2 separate regions of the Homo sapiens genome follow, and region 2 is linked to region 1. The links are chromatin loops, found by intact Hi-C in ENCODE. Cell type or tissue: Caco-2. All regions are shown on one strand. Links, peaks and the distances in the headings refer to the core of each region. The heading gives the core; the rest is flanking DNA. Region 1 overlaps LINC01033 (long intergenic non-protein coding RNA 1033). Region 2 overlaps LINC01033 (long intergenic non-protein coding RNA 1033).

Region 1 (5,382 bases), core at 84-5,083:
CGCCCGGCAGCCGCCCCATCTGGGAGGTGAGGAGCCCCTCTGCCCGGCAGCCGCCCCAACTGAGAAGTGAGGAGCCCCTCCGCCCGGCAGCCGCCCCGTCTGGGAGGTGGGGAGCATCTCCGCCCGGCAGCCACCCTGTCCGGGAGGGAGATGGGGGGTCAGCCCCCACCCGGCCAGCCGCCCCGTCCGGGAGGTGGGGGGCGCCTCTGCCCGGCGGCCCCTTCTGGGAAGTGAGGAGCCCCTCTGCCAGGCCACCACCCCATCTGGGAGGTGTACCCAACAGCTCATTGAGAATGGGCCATGATGACAATGGCGGTTTTGTGGAATAGAAAAGGGGGAAAGGTGGGGAAAAGATTGAGAAATCGGATGGTTGCTGTGTCTGTGTGGAAAGAAGTAGACATGGGAGACTTTTCATTTTGTTCTGTACTAAGAAAAATTCTTCTGCCTTGGGATCCTGTTGATCTATGACCTTACCCCCAACCCTGTGCTCTCTGAAACATGTGCTGTGTCCACTCAGGGTTGAATGGATTAAGGGCGGTGCAAGATGTGCTTTGTTAAACAGATGCTTGAAGGCAGCATGCTCGTTAAGAGTCATCACCACTCCCTAATCTCAAGTACCCAGGGACACAAACACTGCGGAAGGCCGCAGGGTCCTCTGCCTAGGAGAACCAGAGACCTTTGTTCACTTGTTTGTCTGCTGACCTTCCCTCCACTATTGTCCTGTGGCCCTGCCGAATCCCCCTCTGGGAGAAACACCCAAGAATGATCAATTTAAAAAAAAAAAGAAAACCAAAAAAAAAAAAAAATCAAAAAAAAAAAAGTTTCACTTGCCTATTGAGCTCCTATGCTCTGCCATCAGAAGAGCATGCCTCAGAAAGCAATGGCTCCAGAATATGCTCAATTAGAAATGGGTTCTTGAGACTCGCTCCCAGATTAAAGAAGCATTCAGAAAAGGCTTGAACTCAACCTACTGTGGGAAGCCAAGTCCAACGGAACTCATCAGAACCACAGCTGACACACAGATCTGAGGACAAGAAGATCGTATTTGTTGTTGTAAGCCACTGAGATTTAAGGGGTGATTGTTACACAACAAACACTGACTAATGTACATAACTAATAAGCTTATAAATCAGGGTTTTGGAGGCTGATCTAATACAGCAACACAGATCATGGAAAAAAAAAAGGAAAATTTTAAAAGTTATCACGGAGAAGGATCTGAAGTTTATGATAAAAAATGATGGGCTAAATCTCTCCTCCTACTTGATTTGGGAACATTGGTCATCACCCTGTGATACACCTGGTGTGCTATGATTTTCAAGAATAAGGAATGTTAGATTTCACAGTTGCTTGCTGTATGGAATCTGAAAGTCGCTGAGGTCCTTAGTCTGCTAGTTGCCTCCCAGCCTCAGCATAGGTTGTGTTGGTGCCTGAATGGTTTTCCCTATTCAGACATGTTCTTGTTAACTTTGATGTGGTATCTCTTTTATTTTGAGACAGAGTGTTACTCTGTCACTCAGGCTGGAGTGCAGTGGTGCAATCTCAACTCATTGCATCTTTCGCCTCCTGGGTTTGATTCTCCCACCTCAGCCTCCTAAGTAGCTGGGATTACAGGCGTGCACCGTTATGCCTGGGCTAATTTTGTATTTTTAGTAGAGACAAGGTTTCACCATGTTGGCCAGGATGGTCTTGAACTCCTGACCTCAAATTATTCACCCACCTCAGCCTCCCAAAGTGCTGGGATTACAGGTGTGAGTCACTGTGCCCAGCCCAGATATGGCATCTCTTGATGCCCCATCTGTATCCTAGAAGTCAGGGTCCCCTTATCTTCTGAGCCTGTACCCCTATATGAATGGAGAAGGAAGCAAGCTGTATGGTCTGCAGAAGTATTTGACTGACTAGTTTGGTATTCTGAAATTTAAACTCATTGCCCTTAAACAATGTGCTAATGTTCTCCACATGTTATGCAACAGCACCACTTTGTTTTCTGCTGTGTTTCCTGAGACATTTGAGTTCTTCATCTTGGCTTTTTGGTAATCAAAGCTTTCCCAGTCCAGCTGAATCCTTTCTTTCTAGGCCTGTCAGTACGTAAAGTCCTTCCCTATTCCCTGAGGAATAACCCAAGGTCTCTGTGCCTTTGCTAGGTCTGTTTCTTTTGGGTAGAATGCCTCTCCTGCTCCTTTGTCCAACCTAACCATTTTGTACTCCTCCCTGTAATCTCAATTTGCACATCACCTCTGTGAAGCTTTTCTCACTGAGTCTGTCCTTTCTACTCCCTAGAATTAGTCAAACCTCCCTCCCAATAGTTCCTTGCCGGTACTCCAACCATGGTGTGTATGTGTTGAGAAATAAACAAGCCAGAAACAAACTTAGAAGTTCCTTAAAGGTGTCAACCTTAAATAATGAGATTCAAAAAATATATTAAGTATAGAGTTTATTCGAGTGCAAAGTTTGAGGATAGCCACCCAGAGACATTGACTCCAAATGAATGCAACAAGCATTCCAAAGTAGAGAAGTTAAATTTCAGCAGCATGGCAACATTTTCCATACACGACCAGTGCACACACACATCACAGTGATTTGATTGGTTACGAACTGCTACATTCTAAGGAAGATTGCTTTATTACTCCAAGAGGAAGAGTAGTGAGCTGAGGGAGTCTTATCTCTGGGGAACTTTGTTCTTAATTATTTACAGAAAATAAAAAAGGCAGAAGTTGCAGCTGCATGCCATGTGACTTAAGCTGCATAGCCACATTCCTCTCAAGGCTCAGGATAACTTCAATTTCAAACAGCTTTAAGTTTGAATTATTTTAAGTTTGAATTATTTAATTTCACAAAGGCTACAGCCATGTTTTCTCTGCTCTTTCCTCAATGTGGGATCCTTCATGTCATTGAATTCTTTATTGGACATCTATTATGTATAAAGCCCCAAAAGATAACTGATGAGGAGTTTTTTTTATCTCAGAGTAGGATGGAGGTGTGAGGCCAGGGAGCAGAGCCTGCTCTAGATGTTACCACTTTTCTCAGGGTGCTTAACCTGCTTCAGTGCGGCCGTTGCTACCGCCCGCTGGTGCACTTCTGAGGTTATTCTCCACCGTGCCAGAACCTCCCGCCATCCTCTGCTAGGGGAAAGATGAAAGAGCATACTATTTACTTTTTTTAGTCTTTATACTTTGCCTCCCTTGATACCAAAGGATGGGCAGGAGCATGTCTGACCTCCTGATGTGGATGTTGCAATTGGGTTGAGGCTGCTGGATTTACTTAGTACCAAATGCTCTCTTTTGCCTGACTTCCTGCCAAGCCTAGGTGCATATAACCACTTGGGCGGTGGCCACCCCCAGTGATTTGAACTTATAGGACGGTAGAAGTATGTGAATCATGTTGCTTCAAGAAATTCAGTTATTCTCCAAGTTCTAAAATAAAATCTGGTGGATGTTTGTTAGAAGCTAGGTACTTAACTCTTCAGAAAAAGGAAAATCTGAAAGAAAAATATATTTAAAAGTGGTCTAAGATGGCTGCAGATTGGACATAGACAATAGAAACTAGGCCTATGAATTAAAGCTGAACCCTCACCAGCAAGGCTGCAGTCTGTCAAATATTTCACTGATATGTACGAATTATAATACAACCCTATCTATCAGATATAGCATAAAGGCAGGATAAAATCAATCATCCCTCTCCAGACCCTAAGATGCCCACATACTTGCTAACCTTTTACCCTATATAACTTAACCAGACTGTTGCTTTATCTTATGTACAATGTCTCTGAGCACCAATCAGAATTGTGAGAATGTCACCTTTACTTTATTACCCCTTTCTCTCATTTTCTATGTAATGGAACACATGAATACCGTGCCTCATGTAACCCACTCTGAGACTCATTATCGGTTTGTGCTAAGTCAGTGTTTTCAGGGGCTATTTGTCCTCAAACTTGGCTAAGGTGAAATTAACTTTACATTTTTAACATTATAATGCCTTTTGTTTCAGCTTTCAGTCAACACGTCAAGGGAAGGAAGAAAGATTAAATATTATTTATATACCTGTGTCTCAGACAGGCAGAAATGTAGGCTTTGGGATAAGCGATGGTCTGGAGAACCTGGAGGGAGAGACAAAGAAATTGCAACTCTTTGGGCTTAAACGGAAGCTTCAATTAGAGAAGAGAGTTGAAATGGAGAGAATTTCTATTGTCTAATTCAAGGCTGATGGGCTTCCTAAGTGTTTTAGGCTAGAATGAGCTCACATTTGGAGAATATTCTGAGCTCTTCAATAATACTTAAGATATATTAGGCATGATCAAATATGTAGTCATTTAAAGATGTTTCACTTTTTTTCCCTTTCAAAATTCTATTAGAGTTCTCAAATGCAAGAGCTGGGATAGAGAGTTTCTTCATTTCTGCAAAATGAAGACCATTGAATTATTTCTCTCTGTGATGAATTAAAAAAAATGCTGGGTCTAAAATCAAATCGTCTGCAAGTTTAAGACTTTGACTAGCTCAGATTCTGGCTATATTAGAATATTTGAGCCTGCTATCAAGTATAAGAACATGTGCAGGCCTCCTTTTTACCTCCTTCTATGAGTATTTTACCTTCTATTTCAAAATCAAGAACAGGAAATCCAACCCTGAGGGTTCCATTCCTGGCATATTTATGCCCCAGGCAGATTGAGAGAATAAAATAGACTTTTTACAAATGAAGAGATATCACGCTTTTTAGCCTGGGACAGGAAACTTTAGCTGTTGCTAAGGCAACTGCAGAGTTCTGGCTCTTAAGCTGGCTGTGCGAGGAGTATCTCAGAGCCCCAGATGCCTCTGCTGTCACTCACTGTCAGACCAAGTGCAAAGGACTTGGTAGTGAACTCACAGAAACAATGAGACCATTTTTGAATTCTGAAAAGCAAGTGAGGACTCTCAAGACAAAGTATACATATGGTACCTGCTATGGTTTGAATGTTTTTGTTCCCTTCAAAATACACATGTTAGAAACTTAATCCCCAACGCAACAGTGTTAAATGGTGGGGCCTTGAGGGAGGTGTTTAGGTCATGAGGACAGAGTCTTCATGAATGAATTAAAGCCACTATAAAAAGGGCTTGAGGGAGTGTGTTCTCTGTTCTGCTCTTCTGCCATGTGAGAACACAGAGTTCTTTCTCTCCAGAGGATGCAGCAACAAGCTGCCATATTGGAACCAGAGACTTAACCTGCCAGCACCCTGCTCTTGAACTTCCCAGGCTCCAAAACCATGACAAGTAAATTTCTGTTCTTTATAAATTACCCAATCTATGGTATTCTGTTACAGCAGCACAAAACCGATGAACACAATACCCTTTAAAAATAAACAATGGAATGATACTATAGTGGTCGATACATGTCATTATTATTTGTCAAAAT
Region 2 (5,382 bases), core at 263-5,262, 54 kb before region 1:
TATTTTACATGGGTACATTTTTTTTCCTAAGGGTTTAGGTATGTAACTTTATGCCTGAAACTTTTATTAAGAAGGAATATTTTTAAATGGTATGAGACATCATAAAACAACTTAGTTTTTGAAGGGAAGCTATAAGTCAAATTCATTTTTATTTTAAGAATTTGCAAATTATAGACTTGAATAAGCGTATCAAACATTCCTAAACAGGCTAAACACTGTTACAACTATATAGAAAAAGGGATTTATTATAGGGCTAAGACCTTACACAGTTTTACCAATGGAAGGGACTATGCAAGGCTGCTGTCTCTGCATTAGGTGTTGAGCCAGAAGTTGTTCTAAGTCAGCCAGACCAAGTGGGAAGAAAAGTAAAGATGAACTTAAAACTCCTGAGAATGAGCTGGAACTGTGAGGATGAACTGGAATCCACATCAGTCTCAGACTGTCTCTACCTTTGATGCTGCAGGTCACTTGCAGAAGAAGTTGGCACCTTTTGCCATAGAATAGCCCATGCTTTTGGCCTAGGATTAGGTGAAGCTGAAGGAATTCTGGTACCAGAAGTGTGGGCCCAAGTGCTGCCTTATGTAGACAACGTGAGCAGCTTGTCACCACAGTGTGTACAGGATGCCTGGCATCCTACATTGACTTTCTTTTTCTTTTTCTTTTTTGAGACAGAGTCTCACTCTGTTGCCCAGGCTGGAGTGCAATGGCACAATCTTGGCTCACTGCAACCTCCACCTCCCGGGTTCAAGCGATTCTCCTGCCTCAGCCTCCCGAGTAAATGGGATTACAGGCACCCGCCATCATGCCCGGCTAATTTTTGTATTTTTGTAGAGATGGGGTTTCACCATGTTGGCCAGGCTGGTCTGGAACACCTGACCTCGGATGATCCACTCACCTCGGCCTCCCAAAGTGCTGGATTACAGGCATGAGCCACCGCGTCTGGCCTCCTACATTGACTTTCACAGTATAAAACAATAGGGCTGCAACCCCCCTTCTAATTTATAAACCTTCTACATATTTCTCCTATGGTCACTGCTAACTCAGAAGCATAAAGATATGGGAATTCTGGAAAACATTTTTCTAGGACAGCAAATTTGTTCATTCTTCTTTTAGCTGAGTCGTACTCCCCATTGATATCCTGTAACTTATACTGAGATATAAAAGTAATGACTATTATATCAGAAGTAGGGGAATGGGAGAAGGGAAGAAACATTTACTACATATATAGATACACTCATACCAAAATTAGGTAGAAAAATACTCATAACTATTATTGTCCTTGTTTCTGCAGCCATTATGTGGTTTGGTTTTTTGACTATATCTATTTTATATTCTCTTTTCCCTCGACAATGTTTAATCTTGTCCTAGATCTTTGCTTATTGGGGTGACCCAATCCCTTCACATTCCTGAAGGATCTGAGCCACTTGCTGCCCTACCTAAATTGGGTTTTGGAATTTCCTATGAATATTAATCTCAGGATATATCTATTACTTTCCTTGCGGTGCTATACAAATTACCACAAACTGGGTGGCTTAACACAACAGAAACTTATTCTCTCACCGTTTAGGAGGATATATGTTTGAAATAAAAATGTCAATAGGGTTGGTTCTTTCTTGGGGGCTCAGAGGGAAAAAAAATCTGTTCTCCCTCTCTCCTGGTGTCTAGCGGATGCCGATAATCCTCGGCATTCCTTGGCTTGTGGTAGCATAAATCCACTCTGCCTCTGCTGTCACATGGACATCTTCCATCTTCCTTCTGTGTCTCTTCGTCTCCTCTTTTCTTTTTTCTTATTTTCTTATTTTGAGACAGAGTCTCACTCTGTCACCCAGGCTGGAGTGCAGTGGAACAATCTCAGCTCACTGCAACCTCCATCTCCTGAGTTCAAGCGATTCTCATGCCTCAGCCTCTCAAGTAGCTGGGACCATAGGTGTACGCCACCATATCTGGCTGATTTTTGTATTTATAATATAGATGGGGTTTCATCATGTTGGCCAGGCTGGTCTCAAACTCCTGGCCTCAAGTGATCCACCTGCCTCAGCCTCCCAATGTGCTGGGATTACAAGCTTGAGCCACCGCGCCTGGCCTCTTCTCTTCTTATAAAGATATCAGTCATATTGGATTAGGTCCCACCCTAATTGCATATGACCTCATCTTGATTATATCAGCAAAGACCCTATTTCCATATAAGGTTATATTCACAGGTACCAGGGGTTAGGACTTCAACATATCTCTTTGGAAAAAAATAGTTCAATCCATAACAATATGGAATACAAAAATATGCTACAGGAAATCTGCATTTCTGACATACTCTTCCTTCTCTCCATTCTGTAGTTGTGAATGACCTAATTCCACTGGATAGACAGGATCAATCATCCTAGTCAGTAGAATAACCCCCTCTTTTGCCTGATGATTAACTTGCATGAGGAATACAAAGTCACCAAGCTGTAGTCGCAACTTCTAATTTAATGGAACATTTTCTGTGTTCTTGGTAGAAACATCCCTCCCTTGGGAATTAAGAACCCTAGATTAGCACAGTATAAAGTTATGAAGTCAGGAAGCAAATTTTTGCCAGTGAATCACCAAAGATAAGATGAGCCATTCCTATTTCCAACCCTTGATTCCCCAAGTTCTGGCTAAGGGAGAAATAGCACAATCTGGCTTAGACTATATACTGCATCCTGGAGGATATTCCTCCAGCCCTACAAGGTGCTGCCATGCAGCTATTGTCATAACCGAGTCTTCAGTGGCCATTCAATCATTCTTTCAGGCCACTTGCTTCAGGGTGATGGGAAACATGATAAGACCAATGAATTCCAAGACCATGAGCACATTAGCATATGTTATGTGCTATAAAACAAATTTCTTGGTCAGAAGCAATGCTGTGCTGAATACCATGAAGGTGAGTAAGGCATTTCGTAAGTCTACAGATGGCAGTTTTGATAAAAGCACTGTAGGCAGGGAAGGCAAATCCCTATCCAGGGTGAGTATCTATTCCACTGGGAACAAAGAGCTGCCACTTCTATAATGGAAGTGGTCCAGCATAATCAATCTGCCACCAGGTGGCTAGCTGGTTTTCTCCATCTTCACACCTGGCCTGGGAATGGTGCCATATCAGGGGTTCACTGTTGGACTTTGCTGTTGGGAGATTGAGCATTCAACAGCAGCTATAGCTGGATCAGCCTTGGTAGAAGAAAATCCATATTGTGAGCCCATACAGAAACTTCATTCCTATCATGGTTCAGCACTCACTAGGCAAGGCAAAGAATGGCTGTTGGAAAAGGCTGACTGACACCCACAGAACAGGTCAGCTTGTCCACCTGATTATTACAATACTCTTTTTCTGAGCTTGCTTTTCAGGGAGCATTGACATGAGACAGAAATATCTTCACACTCTGTGTGAACGCCATTTAGTCACATACTAGATTCCCAGACCTCTTTGGTCAGAAATTTTCTGATCATGTTTCTTTTCAGTCCCTGACTATGCACCTAAACCATTAGCTATTGCTCATGATGAATGTGGACCTCTAGCCATCCCTTTTTCTGGATGAAATGGGCAAACAGACGTACTGCTCAAAGTTCTGCCCACTGGGAGGAAGATTTTCTTTAAATACTATCCTTCAGAGCCACCCTGGGATAGGGCTGTAGTGCTGCAGTCATCTACTTTTGGGTGTTGGTGGCAAATCATGCCGAATTTTCTAATTTTTTTTCGTCTTTGGTCAACTAGCCACAGACAATCCTCATGAAGCTTTAGATGCAGGTTAAGAGGAACGAGGCTATGCTGCAGCCATAGACATCTGGGCTACTTGTTCATGCAACTTCCTTGTGTCTTCAGCACCACCGGTGACTAAGGAGTCTTGTCTTGAGCTAGGGAATGGGGACATCTGGGGAATGTCAGGAGTTTTTAAGGCTGAGTTTCTAAGGTTACCAATTCTAGCTACTTGCCTCCTAGAAGGGGCAAGGAATGTGTTAGCCACTGCCCTACCCTACTCCTAAAGCCCTGCTATTATGTAGAACTGCCCCCCCCCCACCCCCCGCCCACCACCAACACCAACACACCAACAACATAACTCTGCCACTTTGCGCTCCTCCCCATCCATGCTTCAGTCATTGGGAGTAGACGTCTACTGGAGCAACTAGCGGAAGAACTTCTCAGCCACCCTTTGTCAGAGTAAAGGTATTGTCGGTGAGGCGTTCCAGTGGTCTCATTGTGTAACTGTATAGATTCTGACATGCTCTGCTCCCTTTCTCCCTCCTAAGGGAAGTTGGGGCCATATCATGGTGAAATCTCTTAGTGTTAGTTTGTCCTTCAGATGTAGTAACACCGTCATTTGCCCTTTCCAGCATATGTCATTTGGAATCATGATTTCTTCTATCTGCTGCAAATTCTGTCTCAGTTTTACATGCATCAGGCCTGTAGGAGACCCTTGGGTCTGGCCAGTGGCTGGAGCTGTTGGCTGAATGGACAGTGAATGACCACTGAATGGAAAGTCAGTGCTGTTTTTCTTTGGCATCTTAGAAGCTTATACTGAGTTTGGTAGGACTCACTGCCAAAGTATTGCCTGGTCTGGAGAAGGTAGAGACAAGGGAGAGTTGGGATTTCTACTATTTCCTACTAGCATCATTTGTCTGCCATAAGATGCCAAAATGCAGGGCCCCAGATTTGCAAGGTATGGAATTAGAGCACAAGGCTATTGAGGCAGGTCTGCATGTGAGATGGCCCCACCATTGGGTCACTATCAGGACCTGCTCTAAAGAGTCTATGGATTGTAGGAGAGTCACTATCATACAGTTCATGGACCCTGAAACCTTCCTGCCCAATCTCCATTCTCCTTAGATCTGCTAAGTTAGTCTCCATCTGTATTGCACAGTTTTCTGTGAAAAACCTTTAAAAGGGACTGGTACTTCCAGCCGACAACATAAACATGATGGTTATATTTGGGTGTGATCCTTAATTTAAAAAAATTTTAAGCTTGTTAGCATCCTCCAAATTGTCTGCAATTAAAACATACTACTTTTGTAAGTTCTCCAGGAAGATAGAGTTTAAGTAACAATCAGCTTCTTGGCATCAAACACTGGTGGCCCATTTTTCATGAGGAGACTAGGAAATGGTACTCCATATTCATTGCTTCCACCCACTCTAAGTTCTGATTTCTCCCCTAAGCCCTTGATTGGTGTATAGCAAACCTAGTTTGTTTTATCATAGGATGGTTGTTTCCATATTAAATTCTAGTTTCTGTTATCCTGTATGTTTTAGAACCAAGGTGACTTTAAAAGCAGAGCAAGCTAAGCCTAAGTAATACAATCCTAGGAAAAATAGGGATGGCTTACTTCCTAATTCCATTCACTTTGATTAAACATCTTGACCATATCTCTACCTCCAGC

What was found. Peaks named below come from ENCODE experiments on the same cell type or tissue, not always from the same donor. Only the 100,000 strongest peaks of a DNase experiment are listed, where the experiment ranks them.
Region 2: a loop joins it to region 1, with 6 times the contacts of the local background. A loop is called at or near these places in 4 of 110 quality-filtered maps.

Annotation. Positions count from the first base shown.
Region 1 is chr5:54,381,459-54,386,840 of GRCh38, forward strand. All of the region lies in intron 1 of LINC01033 (long intergenic non-protein coding RNA 1033), which reads left to right. Among named protein-coding and RNA genes, the nearest start is that of LINC01033, 63 kb to the left of the region's middle. In Caco-2, for the core only: no CTCF peak of the experiment used is centred there; DNase peaks (open chromatin) are centred at 2,654 and 3,133.
Region 2 is chr5:54,327,297-54,332,678 of GRCh38, forward strand. The region is part of intron 1 of LINC01033 (long intergenic non-protein coding RNA 1033); the gene reads left to right. Among named protein-coding and RNA genes, the nearest start is that of LINC01033, 9.0 kb to the left of the region's middle. In Caco-2, for the core only: CTCF peaks have their summits at 3,079 and 3,280; a DNase peak (open chromatin) is centred at 2,945.